Linked DNA regions of Homo sapiens: regions 1 and 2 are each linked to region 3. The links are chromatin contacts, found by Hi-C or POLR2A ChIA-PET in ENCODE. All regions are on one chromosome and are shown on one strand. Each heading gives the region's core, a stretch centred on a gene start or an enhancer-like site at or near the end of the contact. The rest is flanking DNA. Distances are from core to core; before and after follow the strand shown.

Region 1 (4,146 bases), core at 580-3,079, 380 kb before region 3:
GAGGCAGGCAGATCGCCTGAGGTCAGGAGTTCAAGACCAGCCTGGCCAACACGGTGAAACCCTGTCTCTACTAAAAATATAAAAATTAGCCAGGTGTGGTGGCGGGTGCCTGTAATCCCAGCTAATCAGTAAGCTGAGGCAGGAGAATCGCTTGAACCCGGGAGACGGAGGTTGCAGTGAGCCGAGATCATGCCACTGCACTCCAGCCTGGGTGACAGAATGAGACTTCGTCCCAAAAAATAAAAAAAATAAAAATAAAATACTCTTATGATTCATGAGAGGAGGTCAAAATATCAAAATTAACAGGAGTTTGGAAGAAGTTGATTCCAATCCTCATGGATGACTTTGAGGGGTTCAAGACTTCAGTAGGAGTCTCTGCAGATGCAGTGGAAATAGCAAGAGAATCAGAATTAGAAGTGAGGCCTGAAGATGTGACTGAATTGCTTCAATCTCAGCACTTGAACAAATAAGGATTTGCTTCTTATGGATGAGCAAAGAAAGTGGGTTTTTTTTTTTTGTTGTTGTTTGTTTGTTTTGAGACAGAGTCTTGCTCTGTCACCCAGGCTGGAGTGCAGTGGCACGATCTCGGCTCACTGCAACGTCTGCTTCCCAGGTTCAAGCAATTCTCCTGCCTAGGCTTCCTGTAGCTGGGATTACAGGCACCCAGCACCACACCCAGCTAATTTTTGTATTTTTAGTAGAGACACGGTTTCACCATGTTGGCCAGGCTGGTTTTGAACTCCTGGCCTCAAGTGCTCTGCCCACCTTGGCCTCCTAAAGTGCTGGGACTACAAGTGTGAGCCACCATGCCCGGCTGAAAGTGGTTTCTTGAGATGGCATCTACTATTGTGAACACTGTTGAAATGACAACAAAGGATTCGGAGTATTACATATACTTAGTTAATAAAGCAGCGGCGTGGTTTGAAAGGATTAACTCCAATTTTGAAAGTTCTATTTTGGATAAAATGCTATCAGACAGCATTGCATGCTACTGAGAAATCTTTCATGAAAGGAAGAGCCCACTGTTGTGGCAACTTCATTGTTGTTTTAAGAAATTATGATAGCCACCCTAACCTTCAGCAACCACAACTCAGATTAATTAGTAGTCATCATCACTGAGGCAAGACCCTCCACCAGCACAAATACTACACGTTGCTTAAGACTCTGATAATCACTAGCATATTTTAGCAATAAAGTATTTTTAAGTTACGTACTTTTGTTTAGACATAATGCTATTGCACACCTAATATACTACAGTATACTGTAAACATAAAACTTTTATATGGACTGGGAAACCAAAAAAATTCATGTGACGTGTTTTGCAATATTCATTATATTGTTGTAGTCTGGAACTGAACCCATAATATCTCCAAAGCATGTCTGTATATACTTTGGCATTATTTGAATTTACAACCCATATGCATTTCTTTTGACATTCTATAACTAAAATCATTGGGTGAAAAAACATCTGATAGGAAAATAGATATTCATACAAATCTAGCATGCCAGTTATCAACGCATTGCCTCTCAGCTCCAAATTCACCCTTTAACCCATGTTCTGTGGTAATGGTCAGCATTCCTTTAAACATTTCTCCTTTATAGTGAGCATGTTAAGCTTTCTCAGCAGAGGGCGCTGGAAGGACACTGCACTAGGAAGGGGCCCTCCTGTGCTTCCAGGGTTGGTGGTCAGCCAGCAGTCAGGGTGTGAGAATATCTAGTACTGCTCCGCCCCAGCCACACATCCGCAAAGCATGGTCCCTCAGCAACATCGCAGCACTTTCCGGATCACCTTCTCAAGCTGTCTGGACAGACGCTGCACTCCAGGCTTCCTGCCCACACCAGGTCCCCACTTCCTCTCTATACCAAGATGCCTGGCCACTGGCTGCATCCTGCCTGTGCACTAGTGTTTCCACCAATGTCCTCTGCACACCTGTATGCCCAGCCACAGGTTTTTTGAGACAGCGTCTCGCTCTGTCGCCCAGGCTGGAGTACAGTGGCACGATCTCGGCTCCTGCAAGCTCCGCCTCCCGACTTCACGCCATCCTCCTACCTCAGCCTCCTGAGTAGCTGAGACTACAGGAGCCTGCCATCACGCCCAGCTAATTTTTTTTGTATTTTTAGTAGAGACGGGGTTTCACCGTGTTAGCCAGGATGGTCTCGATCTCCTGACCTTGTGATCTGCCTGCCTCGGCTTCCCAAAGTGTTGGGATTACAGGTGTGAGCCACCTCGCCCAGCCTGTGTGTTTTTTGTTTTTTTTTTTTGAGACGGAGTTTTGCTCTTGTTGCCCAGGCTGGAGTGCAATGGAGCAATACCGGCTCACTGCAACCTCTGCCTCCCAGGTTCCAGCAATTCTCCTGCCTCAGCCTCCCAAGTAGCTGGGATTACAGGCACGCACCACCATGCCCAGCTAATTTTGTAGTTTTAGTAGAGATGGGGTTTCACCATGTTGGCCAGGCTGGTCTCAAACTGGTATCGTTAGTAGAGACGGGGTTTCTCCACGTTGGTCAGGCTGATCTCGAACCCCCAACCTCAGGTGATCTGCCCACCTCGGCCTCCCAAAGTGTTAGGATTACAGGCGTGAGCCACCATGCCCGGCCTACCTTGCCATATTGACACTGTGTGTTGCAGGCCTCCTGCCTGCACCAGCACTCCCATTCACACCGTCCACCTAACACCCCAGGCTGAGAGTTGCAGCTTGCCTACGTCTTTACATCCCTTGTGGCCTCAGAGGGTTGCTTCTTGCTTGTCTGATATTATAGACCAGCTCCAACCTGGGCAAACCAACTTCTCTGCCATCCAGTGGGCTGCAACTGTATTTTTCCAACGAGGTCTGAACCCTAGCCTGAAGACAGGCTCCCTCTTCCAAGTTTGTCATTCCTTGGGTACTCTTCCTTGGCCCCAGGCTATCATAAAATTTTCTTATATCTCATATTCTTTTTCTTTTTTTTTTTTTTTTTTGACAGTCTTACTCTATCGCCCAGCTACAGTGCAGTGGTGTGATTGGCTCACTGTAGCCATGACCTCCCAGGGCTCAGGTGACTCTCCCACCTCAGCCTCCTGAGTAGCTGGGACTACAAGTGTGCACCACCATGCCCAGCTGTTTTTTTTGTTTTTTTTTTGTAGAGATGGGGTTTCACCATGTTGCCCAGGCTGGTCTCAAACTCCTGGGCTTGTGTGATCTGCCTGCCACGGCCTCCCAAAGTATTGGGATTACAGGCGTGAGCTACCATGTCCAACCATATCATATACTCCTTTATCACAGTTAAATAATTTTTTTCTTTTTCTTTTTCTTTTCTTTGGAGATGGCGTCTCACTCTGTTGCCAGGCTGGAGTGCAGTGGCAAAATCTCGGCTAACTGCAACCTCCACCTCCCAGGTTCAAGCGATTCTCCTGCCTCAGCCTCCCAAGTAGCTGGAACTACAGGTGCACACCACCACACCCAGATAATTTTTGTATTTTTATCAGAGATGGGGTTTCACCACGTTGGCCAGATAGTCTCGATTTCTTGACCTCATGATCTGCTCACCTCGGCCTCTCAAAGTGCTGGGATTACAGGCATGAGCCACTGCATCCGGCCTTTTTGTTTTGTTTTGTTTTTTGAGACAGAGTTTCGCTCTTGTTGCCCAGGCTGGAGTGCAGTGGCACGATCTGGGCTCACTGCAACCTCTGCCTCCAAGGTTCAAGGAGTTCTCCTGCCTCATCCTCCCAAGTAGCTGGGGATTACAGGCGCCTGCCACCACGCCTGGCTAATTTTTTGTATTTTTATTAGAGATGGGGTTTTGCCATGTTGGCCAGGCTGGTCTCGAACTCCTGACCCCAGCTGACCCACCAGCATTGGTATCCCCAAGTGTTGGGATTACAGGCATGAGCCCCCACACCAGGCCAATAATTCTTTATATTAAACTTTCCATGTTAAGTCTTCTGACTGGACCCAGACTGGTACAGACTTGGTATAGAAGGAATAGTCCCAGAAGATAGACCCCCTAAAGATGGGATTTCGGAACTGGCTTGGTGTTGAGCTCTGTCAATGGAAAACTGATGCTATAACCCACTGTATGCACTTGCATCACAATTCATCAAGCCTGCAGTTTACTGTGGTGAAATGGTAACTGAAACATGTGCTGTAGGAGTGACTTCTATATTTG
Region 2 (4,574 bases), core at 716-3,215, 280 kb before region 3:
TGAATAGCTAAGCTAAAAAGAGCTGTGAACATGCTGATCTGGAACTTGATGATGGAAGAGTCTTGAGGGCAGTGTAAAATGACAAGGCATCAAAGCCGTTCGGAAGGTCACTCACTCATGACATGCAGACATTGCCTGTCCACCCAGCTCTGAGCTCCCCACTCTAAGAAGCCAGATGGGATGTGGTCAGCGCCCACAGTCAGGGCTGGGACTCCGAAATCACACACTGGCCCTTTAGGCACAGTGGCACATTCAGATCCGAGATCAACCTTAAGCAGGGGGTGGAATTGACCCTATTTGACTGCGAGGAAACAAGTTCAAATAAGTAACTTGCTGAATGCCCGGCAGCTCCTGATTTGGACACTGAAACTCAAATTCTGTCTGATCACACAGAACTCGCTCGCTCTGCCGGACGACATCGCGGGGACCACATCCTCCCCACGCCCACCTGGCCTCTGGAGTCCTGGGAGCTGGGGGGCGGCTGGAAGCCGGCTTCCCTCGAGCCCTGAGTTTCCTTAGGCTTCCGGCAGGCGGCGCCAGCCTCCTCCCCAAGTCCGGGCGCGAGATGGGAAGGGGGCGGTGTCCCAGGTTTCAGATGGACGCCCGCCACCCATTAGAGCCCACTTCAGGGGGACCGGAGGCCTAGAAGCGATGTGCATAACGGACCGGCAAAGAAGGCTAAAAGTGCACGGAGTACTCTGGCCCCAGGACCCCGGGATGTGCAGCCTAGGGGTGGGGTTGAGGTTCTGCGGCAGGGGAGGTCCCAGGCGGGGACGGTGGGCCTGACCCCGAGGGCTGAGCCAGGGTCGACTCTCACGGCGCCGGCGCCCCAACCTCTCCGGGATGGGCGGGGGCGGGGCTGAGTCCCGTTCCGCTCCCCGGCCCCAGACCTTCCCTCGCGGGCGGGGGACACTCACTGGCGAAGGGCGAGGTGGCGGTGGAGCCATTGAGGAAGCTGGGGGACCCAGGCACGCCGAGGCCGGCCACGCCCGGCGCGCCGTAGCCGCCCAGGCCAGCTCCGAGGCCGCCGCCGTAGCCGCTCTGCTGCGAGCCGGGGCTGGGCGCGAACCCGCGGGGGGACGCGCTGCTGCAGCTGCGCGCGTAGCCTGCGAGAGAGAGCGCGGCCGTCAGGGGGCGGTGCCGGCCGGGGAGGGGCGGTGGCGGCGCCCGAGGACGGCGGGGAGGCGCGGCCCACGCACCCGGCTCGGGCCCCGGGGTGGCGTCCCCGACGGCGATGGCCAGCGGGCTGCTGAAGGCGTTGATGCCCACGACGGCGGGGTGTGGGTGGCTCGGGGCCAGGGGTGCGAGCGGCCCGGGTGCGCGGGGGGTGCTGTACAGAGCCTCGGCCACGTCCGCCGCGCGCTTCAGGAGCAGCTCCTGCGAAGACAAGAGCGGGGCACGGCCGGGGCAGCCGCGGGCGCCGCGTGCTGGGGGGCCCCGGTCCCGGCGGCGCTGGGAGGGCGGAGGCGCCATACCTGGTTACTGCCGGGCACTCCGTACAGGGCTTCTGCCAAGTCGGCCGCCCGCTTCAGCAGCACTTCCTGGGGACAGGGGGAGAGACAGCGGGACGGAGGGGCAGCCCCTGGGGGCGACCAAGGGGCCCTCGGGAGCCCCTCCTCACCCCCTTGCCCACAGGACACCCTCAGCCCCGCCCCGCCCCGCCCCTCTGAGTACCTTGGGCAGCCTCTCGGGGTCTCCGGGGTGTCTGGGAATGACTTTCTGTAGCCTCTGGAATCCGTAGTCAATGGTGGGCTCGTTCAGAGCTGGGGAAGGGGGCGGCGTTTGGAGGACGTCTCCCCCGCAGCCCCCCACTCCCAGGGTGAGACGCAGGGCGCCAAAAGCAGGCCAGCGCCCAGTCCGAGAGCCTCGCTGCAGCCCCCTCCACCAGGCCCAGCCCAAGTCCCCCGGAAAACTCCAGGCACCCCCGGCAGCGAGATTCAGGGAAGTTTCAGTTCTTTCGTTTGTTTACTCAACAAATATTTACTGAGCCAGCCTCTGTCCTCGGCCCTAGGCGCTTGGTATGAACACACATGCACCCATTTGTGATTAGAAAAAAGGGAAACCGTATACACATATGAGTTATAGTCCTAAGGGCAGGACTCGATGGAGAGTTTTCTCTTTTCATCTGGTCAAATCAGGAGTTTATTATAAAAAAGAAAAAACTTAACAATCTCCATTTATCACGGCTCAAGTGGACTCTCTGCAGCATCTGAAGGCTAGAGGTTTGCATGCACCCCAGGGAAGCAACTGGAGAAGTGGGTGGCTTGGGCTGGGGCGGGAGGATGGAAGTAGAGAAGATCCGGCCAGCGGCCAGATTCTACATTGCATCTCCACGTGTGTTGTGTTCACTGCTTACCCTGGCGTTGTGCAAGGGGTGTGTGTGTGTATGCGCGTCTGACCCAGCTCCCCACGCCCTTCTCCTCCTCCTTCCCCTTTTCCTGATCCCCGCACCGCCCTTTTCAGATAGCCTGGCCCCGACCTAATCCACCAGTCTCAGAGCCCTACCTTCACCTCTGATCCTGACTTAGTGGATTTCCTTTAGTTTCCCGGCAAAGAGAAAGCACTCACTTCTGGGGATCGGTCCTTATCATTCCTTCTGCAACCACCCTTCCTTCCCCAGGTCAACCTCCCCACTCAGCCCTCGGGTTTCGGTTGAGCCGGGCTCAGCAGGCACTCCCTACCAAAGGTTTTCCTTGATTGTCAGCCCCTTGACCGCGTGACCCCACCCACCCCATGCGGTTCTCTGCTCAGCCTTTCCGCGTTAGACTGGAGCTCCGGGGAGGCTAAGTAGGGTCACTACCGAGTGTCCCTCGAAGGGCTCGATGAGCATCGGTGCGGGGGGCTGCGCGATGGTGGGGACTGCGGTGGGGTGGAGAGGAGAAGTGGGTGGCTCAGCTGGGGCGGGGCGGGAGGATGGAAATGGAGAAGACTCGGCCAGCGGCCAAATAGAGCCAGGCTGGGGGGTTCTACACTGCCTCTCCACGTGTGTTCACTGCTCGCCCTGGCGTCGTGCAAGGGGTGTGTATGTACGCACGTGTGTGTGCGTGTACATGCAGAGTGAGGCCTGGGGTAGCGTGGGGGAACCAAGAGACCCAGAGAAGATTCGGGGAGCAGCGACCCCATTGGCATCTTTGGAATAAACATCCCTTTGGAGAGGCTCTAAACCCTGGAGAGTGCGGGCGGGAGACACAATGTTCAGGAGGTGAGATGGCTGAGGGAGTAAGAATGTTGGTTGTGGGGGGGACTTTGCCCCGGGGAAGGGACTAAGGAGCCAGAGGCCAGGGAGGGAAACACACAGAGCCAGGGAAAGACGGTCCTGCGAGCGGAGCGATCACAGGCATAGGTGGTTAAAGGGGCCCGGGGCCGTCTAGGGGTCGTGGCCACAGCGTAGAGCTCGGCTAACTCCTATCACCAAGAACGGAGACCAGTGCGCAGGGTGGGGCTCCCTCCGCGCACCTTAGACCTCCACTCCCCCGCCCGACTCCTTACCTGTGTAGACAAAGCGGCCGGGGCATCCCTTGCAAAACTGCTTGGACTTGTAGGAGAGGGTCACCTCCACCACCCCGGGGATGTGCCGCGGGGGCGTCTGCACCCGGATGGCGTGGGGCGTGATGAGCTGCGAGGGGAGAGGGGAGGCCTGCAGGTCCCGCACCGGCGAGGGGAGGGCCCAGCCCCTAGGCCCAGAGGGAGACTGGCGGGGTTGGCCCACCTCGCTCCACACGAGCACGTTTCCGAACACGACCTGCAACCCGTCGAAGAAGTTGTCGCCGATGACAATGACGGTGGCGCCGCCCGTGGTCCAGCCCTCCCCGGGGCTGATGGCCTTGATGCAGGGGGTGGCAGCTGGGAGGCAGGAGAGGACCCAGGTCAGGGGACCGCGCTGAGGTGGGGCCTGGGGGGCTGGCTGGGCCCGCGGCGGCCGGGGCTGGGCCGGGGGTCCTGACCTTCGGAGGGGTCCAGGCGGCGCGCCCTGCGGCCATGCTTGGAGTTGTTGTGCACAAACATGTTGTCGGACACGGCCAGCACGTGTCCGTCCACGCTCACCGTCGTGGACACCACCACCTGCGGGGAGAGCCGAGGCCAGCCTGGCTGGGGCCCTCGGGGGCTCCCGGGAGGGGAATGTGGTGGGGAACCAGCACCTTGAGGCTGGTGGTTGGATGCTGGAATTTAGGGTCACTGGTGGGAGGAGGAGGGCTTCAATCCTGCAGTGTCTGAGCTGGTGGAAGGGGGCCAGCTGGATCAGGTGATACCCCCAGATGAACTGACTCCCCAGGCGCTACAAAAATAAAGACCCCTGAAAAAACTGGCTCCTTAGGCAAAGAATGGCTACTGTTTTTGCATACACAGAATGCTGGGTTGTATCCACGGACCTCCAAGCCAGGAATGGGGTCTTAGGCAAGTGGAGGTGGGCAGCATCAGCCGGAGAACTCAGCAGCAGGAGCCCCTGCCCTATTCTGGGGAGAAAACTGGGGCTGCCTTCTTCCCCCGCCCTGCACTGAGAGGGGTGTGCAGCTTGGGGATGTGCTAAGGGCAGCTGCTCTCCGCTTCACGCTATGCAAATTGCCTGGGTCGTT
Region 3 (4,184 bases), core at 950-3,449:
CTGATAGACCTGAGTGTAGGTTCAGGTCTCTGCTCACATACCACTCCTCAGAGAAGTTTCCCCTGACCACCTAGCCAAAACTGTACCCTATCCCTCTCAGTTCCTCTGCCTTTATTTATTTTTTTCATATCACTCTAATGTTACATTGCATACTTATTTATTTGGTTTACTATGTCTTTCTCAGTAGGATGTAAAGCTCCGTGAGGGAAAGGACTCTATCCCAATAATGGTGCATGGCCTTAGTAGATGCTAAATAAAAATGATTTTAAATGCATGCATGAATGAAGTGTTAGGCAGCTGGGTAAGGTGGGGGCAAATGAACAGCTGAGGAGCCAGACGGACCTATATTCCCACTCTGACTCCGCCACTTTGGGCAACATAATTCATTTCTATGAGGCTTCGCCTCTTCATCTACAGGTGACAGGAAACGGGACAACAGAACACACCCTTTAGAGATGGTGTGAAGATGGCAAAGCACCAAGGTGGAAGCTCTCCTTGCTGGGTTTGAGGAACAGCAAGGAGATTAGTGTGACTGGAGAAGGATGAATGAGGGCAATGTTGACGGAGATGAATGAGGTTGGAGAGGAGCGCAGAGCTAGATTTTATTCCATGTGTGCTGGGAAGTTTTTGGTAAGTGGAGACCAGGACATGACATCATCTGATATCCCAGTACGTTTAGAAGGATCCCTCTGGCTGCCGTGAGAACAAGAAAGGAAGCAAAGAGACAAGTTACGGGCTCGTTCAATGATCCAAGACAGAGACGATGGTGGCTATGACTAGAGTGGACGCAATGGAGTGGGTGACAACAATCATATTCAAGATAATTTGAAGGTGGGGGCCACAGGATTTGCTGATGAATTTGATTATTCGATGGCAGAGAAAGAGAAGAATGAAATATGCTTCAAATTTGTCATTTTCTTTTTTTTCTTTTTTAATCCAAGAAACTTCGGGGATGGGGAACACTGGTGAAGTGGTTTTAGAAACAGTGAATAGAATCAAGAATTCAGTTTTCAACATGTTAAATTTGGTATACCTATTAGACATTCACATCACGCTGGCAGCTGGATATAAAGGGCCAAGAGTTAAATGAAGAGACCAAGGTTAGAGGAACAAACTTGAAAGCCTTGGGTGTATATGCTGTATTTAAAAGTCATAGGAAGGGCCCAGTGTGATGGTTCACGCCTGTAATTCCAGCACTTTGGGAGGCCAAAGTGGGTGGATCAGGAGTTCGAGACCAGGAGTTGAGGTCAGGAGTTCGAGACCAGCCTGGCCAACATGGCAAAACCCCGTCTCTACTAAAAATACAAAAATTAGCCGAGTGTGGTGGCACAGGCCTGTATTCCCAGCTACTCGGGAGGCTGAGGCAGGAGAATCGCTTGAACCGGGGAGGCAGAGGTTGCAGTGAGCCGAGATTGTGCCACTGCACTCCAGCCTTGGTGACAGACTGAGACTCTGTCTCAAAAGAAAAAAAAAAGTCATAGAAAAAAAATAAATGTCATACGACTGGATGCGATTATCAGCAAATATGGGTAGAGCCCTTATTTTGTGCTAAAGTGTTCTAGGCACTACAGCAATGAGTAATACACAAAGAGAAAAATTCACACCCTTATGGATCTTACATTCTAATGGGGAGGGGATAATAAAATAACTAACAAAAATATACAGCGTGTTAGATAGCAAGAGGGAAATACAGGAGAGATGAGGATGAGGTGGGTGGGAAGGTTACAGGATGGCTAGGGAAATCCTCACTGGGAAAATGTTATTTAAGCTTAAACCTTGAAAGAGGTGAGGGCAGCAGCCTTCTGGTATACCTTGGGGACTACCATTCCAGGCAGAGGCGAAAGCAAATGCAGAGGGGCTGAAAAAGGAGCACGTCCAGCCAGTGGAGGGAAAAGCAAGAATAGTGACTGTAGAGGAGAGAGCCGGGGAGGGTGATGGGAAATGAGGACCGAGAGGTTAATGGGAAAGGCGGGGTGAAGAGAAATGAGTGTGACACAGAGCAGCTCTCAGTACGGATTTAAGCTAGGAAGGTGTCCAAACAGGAACTTAAGGCTCTCCTTACGTCAAAGCCGGATGTTAACGCCCAGTCCCCAGGCCCCGCCTCTGCTCGGCAGAAGCTCCGCTCCGGGGCCGGAACTCCAGGGCTAGTGAGCTGGACCGGAAGTAGGTTTCTACCCGACCGCATTTTACGTGGTGCTGCATTTCCGGTAGCGGCGGCGGGAAATCGGCTGTGGGAGAGAGGCTAGGCCTCTGAGGAGGCGAATCCGGCGGGTATCAGAGCCATCAGAACCGCCACCATGGTAAGGAGGGCACAGGCTGGCGGCGCGGGAGCTTCCGAGTCTGTTGTGGAGTGGGAACCGCGACTGATCGGGGAGGAAGCCGTGGGTTGGAGCCACTTAGGGCGGTGAAGGCCTGGGCCGAGGCCGCTCGGTCTGGGCGGGAAAGACCAGGACCTTGGCGGTTCGGCTAGGCATGGGGTCGAGGAAAAGGTTGGAACCGGTGTCGGAGGCCGAGGTCGCTCGGCAGGGGCGAGGGTAGAACCGCGGCTCTCGACACCGCTGTAGCCATAATTCCTGGGACCCAGTAGGCACTAAGTTAACTTTTGCCGAATAAATATATGTCCCGGGCTTCGGAGCAGGCACTGGAGCCGCAGGGGGACCCGGTAAAAGGCTCAGACTTGCGGAAGTTTGTGAGTCTGAGAAAGAGTTGGCGGAAGTGGGTGGAAGGGGCTCGTGGACCACGCTAGAGTCTCGCTAGGTCTGCTGGATGGAGAGGAGGGCGGAGGAGGGTGATGGCGAATGGAGGAAGAGCTCCACTCAGTTGCTCATCACGTTTCCGTGTTTGCCTGTGCCTGACTTCTCAGGCGCTGGGGCTACTCTCTGAAATATGTTTGCTTCCTTCACAGAGGTAGCTGGGGACACATAATATAATTCAGTGTGGTCATTCGGTAAAAGTAACGGCAGCGGGGCGGGGTAAGAATGTTTTCTCAAATAGATGGTTCCTGAGCAGATTCCTAAAAGATTAGCAAGAATGTTCCCGGCGAAAATGGGGGGAATATTACAGACCCGGAGAACTGAAGGAACAAAGGCTGAAGGGTAACAAGATTTAAAAAGTTACTGGATTTTTCTGCGTTTGTTGACTGAGAAAAAGTTGCTGGAGGAGAAAGGAAGAAAGAAGGGAAGACGGGAAGAATTGGCAGGAGGCTAGTTACTAAAGGCCTTGCATGTTAATTTTACCTCAGTGGTGGTGAGGCATGTCATTGAAGGATTTAATTTAATTTATTTTTATTTTTTTGAGACGGAGTTTTGCTTTTGTTGCCCAGGCTGGAGTGCGGTGGATCGATCAGGGTTCACTGCAAACTCCACCTCCCGGGTTCAAGCGATTCTCCTGCCTCAGCCTCCCAAGTAGCTGGGATTGTAGGTACCCGCCACCACACTTGGCTAATTTTTTGTATTTTTAGTAGAGACGGGGTTTCACCATGTTGGCCAGACTGGTCTCGAACTCCTGACCTCAGTTAATCCACCCACCTTGGCCTCCCAAAGTGCTGGGATTACAGCCGTGAGCCACCACACCCTGCCCACTGAAGGATTTTAACCAGCAAAATGACATAAGCTTAGTGGTGTTTAGAAAGATTGCTCTAGCTCTGGCATGTATATTCGATGGGACTGGAAGCAGGGAAACCTGGTAGGATATTGTTTGGATAACTGGTTAGAATAGGCGCTGGATTCATTTTGTCTAGGTTCCAACACAGCTTCCCAGCTGTGAAACTGGGCAAGTTACTTAACCTCTCCTAGCCTCAGTGACCTCATCTGTAAAATAGGGATAATAATGGGCCCAATTTTGGGGATTAAATGAGATGTACTGTGCTTATCACAGTGCCAGATACACAGTGAGCACCCAGTAAACATTAGTTGAGCTGGACCAGTGAATGTTGCCCTAAAGGTTCAGATCCCTTGTGGTTAGAAGCTGGTTAAAATGGTCATTGAATGGAAACTGAACCACCTAACCTGAGGGAGGCTCGCAGTATCTTTGTGTGGAGTCAAGTTTTGTTTTTGTTTTTTTGAGATGGAGTCTTTCCCTGTCACCCAGGCTGGAGTGCAGTGGCATGATCTCAGTTCACTGCAGCCTCCACCTCCCAGGTTCAAGCGATTCTCCCATCTCAGTCTCCCGAGTAGCTGGGATTA

The links. A loop is a pair of places that touch in the nucleus more often than their neighbours do. ChIA-PET counts read pairs that join two places held with the same protein, here RNA polymerase II (POLR2A). Pooled maps may share reads with other maps.
Region 1: a loop to region 3 is called in a pooled map, with 4 times the contacts of the local background. The contact joins the enhancer-like site here to the promoter of SNRPB in region 3. A Hi-C loop is called at or near these places in 6 of 37 single-sample maps with no recorded cell type and 16 of 50 pooled maps. POLR2A ChIA-PET finds 5 or more read pairs at or near these places in 3 of 52 experiments (CD4-positive, alpha-beta T cell, activated B cell and activated naive CD8-positive, alpha-beta T cell).
Region 2: a loop to region 3 is called in a map of CD4-positive, alpha-beta memory T cell, with 11 times the contacts of the local background. The contact joins the enhancer-like site here to the promoter of SNRPB in region 3. A Hi-C loop is called at or near these places in 2 of 168 maps with a recorded cell type or tissue (CD4-positive, alpha-beta memory T cell and naive thymus-derived CD4-positive, alpha-beta T cell) and 7 of 50 pooled maps. POLR2A ChIA-PET finds 5 or more read pairs at or near these places in 1 of 52 experiments (naive thymus-derived CD8-positive, alpha-beta T cell).

Annotation. Positions count from the first base shown.
Region 1 is chr20:2,849,779-2,853,924 of GRCh38, reverse strand. All of the region lies in intron 1 of VPS16 (VPS16 core subunit of CORVET and HOPS complexes), which reads right to left. Among named protein-coding and RNA genes, the nearest start is that of VPS16, 11 kb to the right of the region's middle. Within about 2 kb of position 1,829, at least 5 of the 41 ENCODE cell types and tissues checked have a DNase peak (open chromatin) inside an H3K27ac peak, as active enhancers do; they include CD4-positive, alpha-beta T cell, where a contact is called at or near this core.
Region 2 is chr20:2,748,889-2,753,462 of GRCh38, reverse strand. It overlaps EBF4 (EBF family member 4), which reads right to left. Exons shown (of 17, transcript NM_001395167.1): 8 at 3,945-4,062; 9 at 3,710-3,843; 10 at 3,490-3,616; 11 at 1,675-1,763; 12 at 1,476-1,541; 13 at 1,200-1,377; 14 at 918-1,106. Among named protein-coding and RNA genes, the nearest start is that of CPXM1, 49 kb to the left of the region's middle. RefSeq lists silencers at 1,059-1,238, 3,017-3,156 and enhancers at 1,820-2,331, 2,400-3,080. Within about 2 kb of position 1,965, at least 8 of the 41 ENCODE cell types and tissues checked have a DNase peak (open chromatin) inside an H3K27ac peak, as active enhancers do.
Region 3 is chr20:2,468,804-2,472,987 of GRCh38, reverse strand. SNRPB (small nuclear ribonucleoprotein polypeptides B and B1) reads left to right here and starts at 2,199. Exons shown (of 7, transcript NM_003091.4): 1 at 2,199-2,300. The coding sequence starts at 2,298. RefSeq lists enhancers at 2,190-2,239, 2,250-2,299, 2,460-2,579.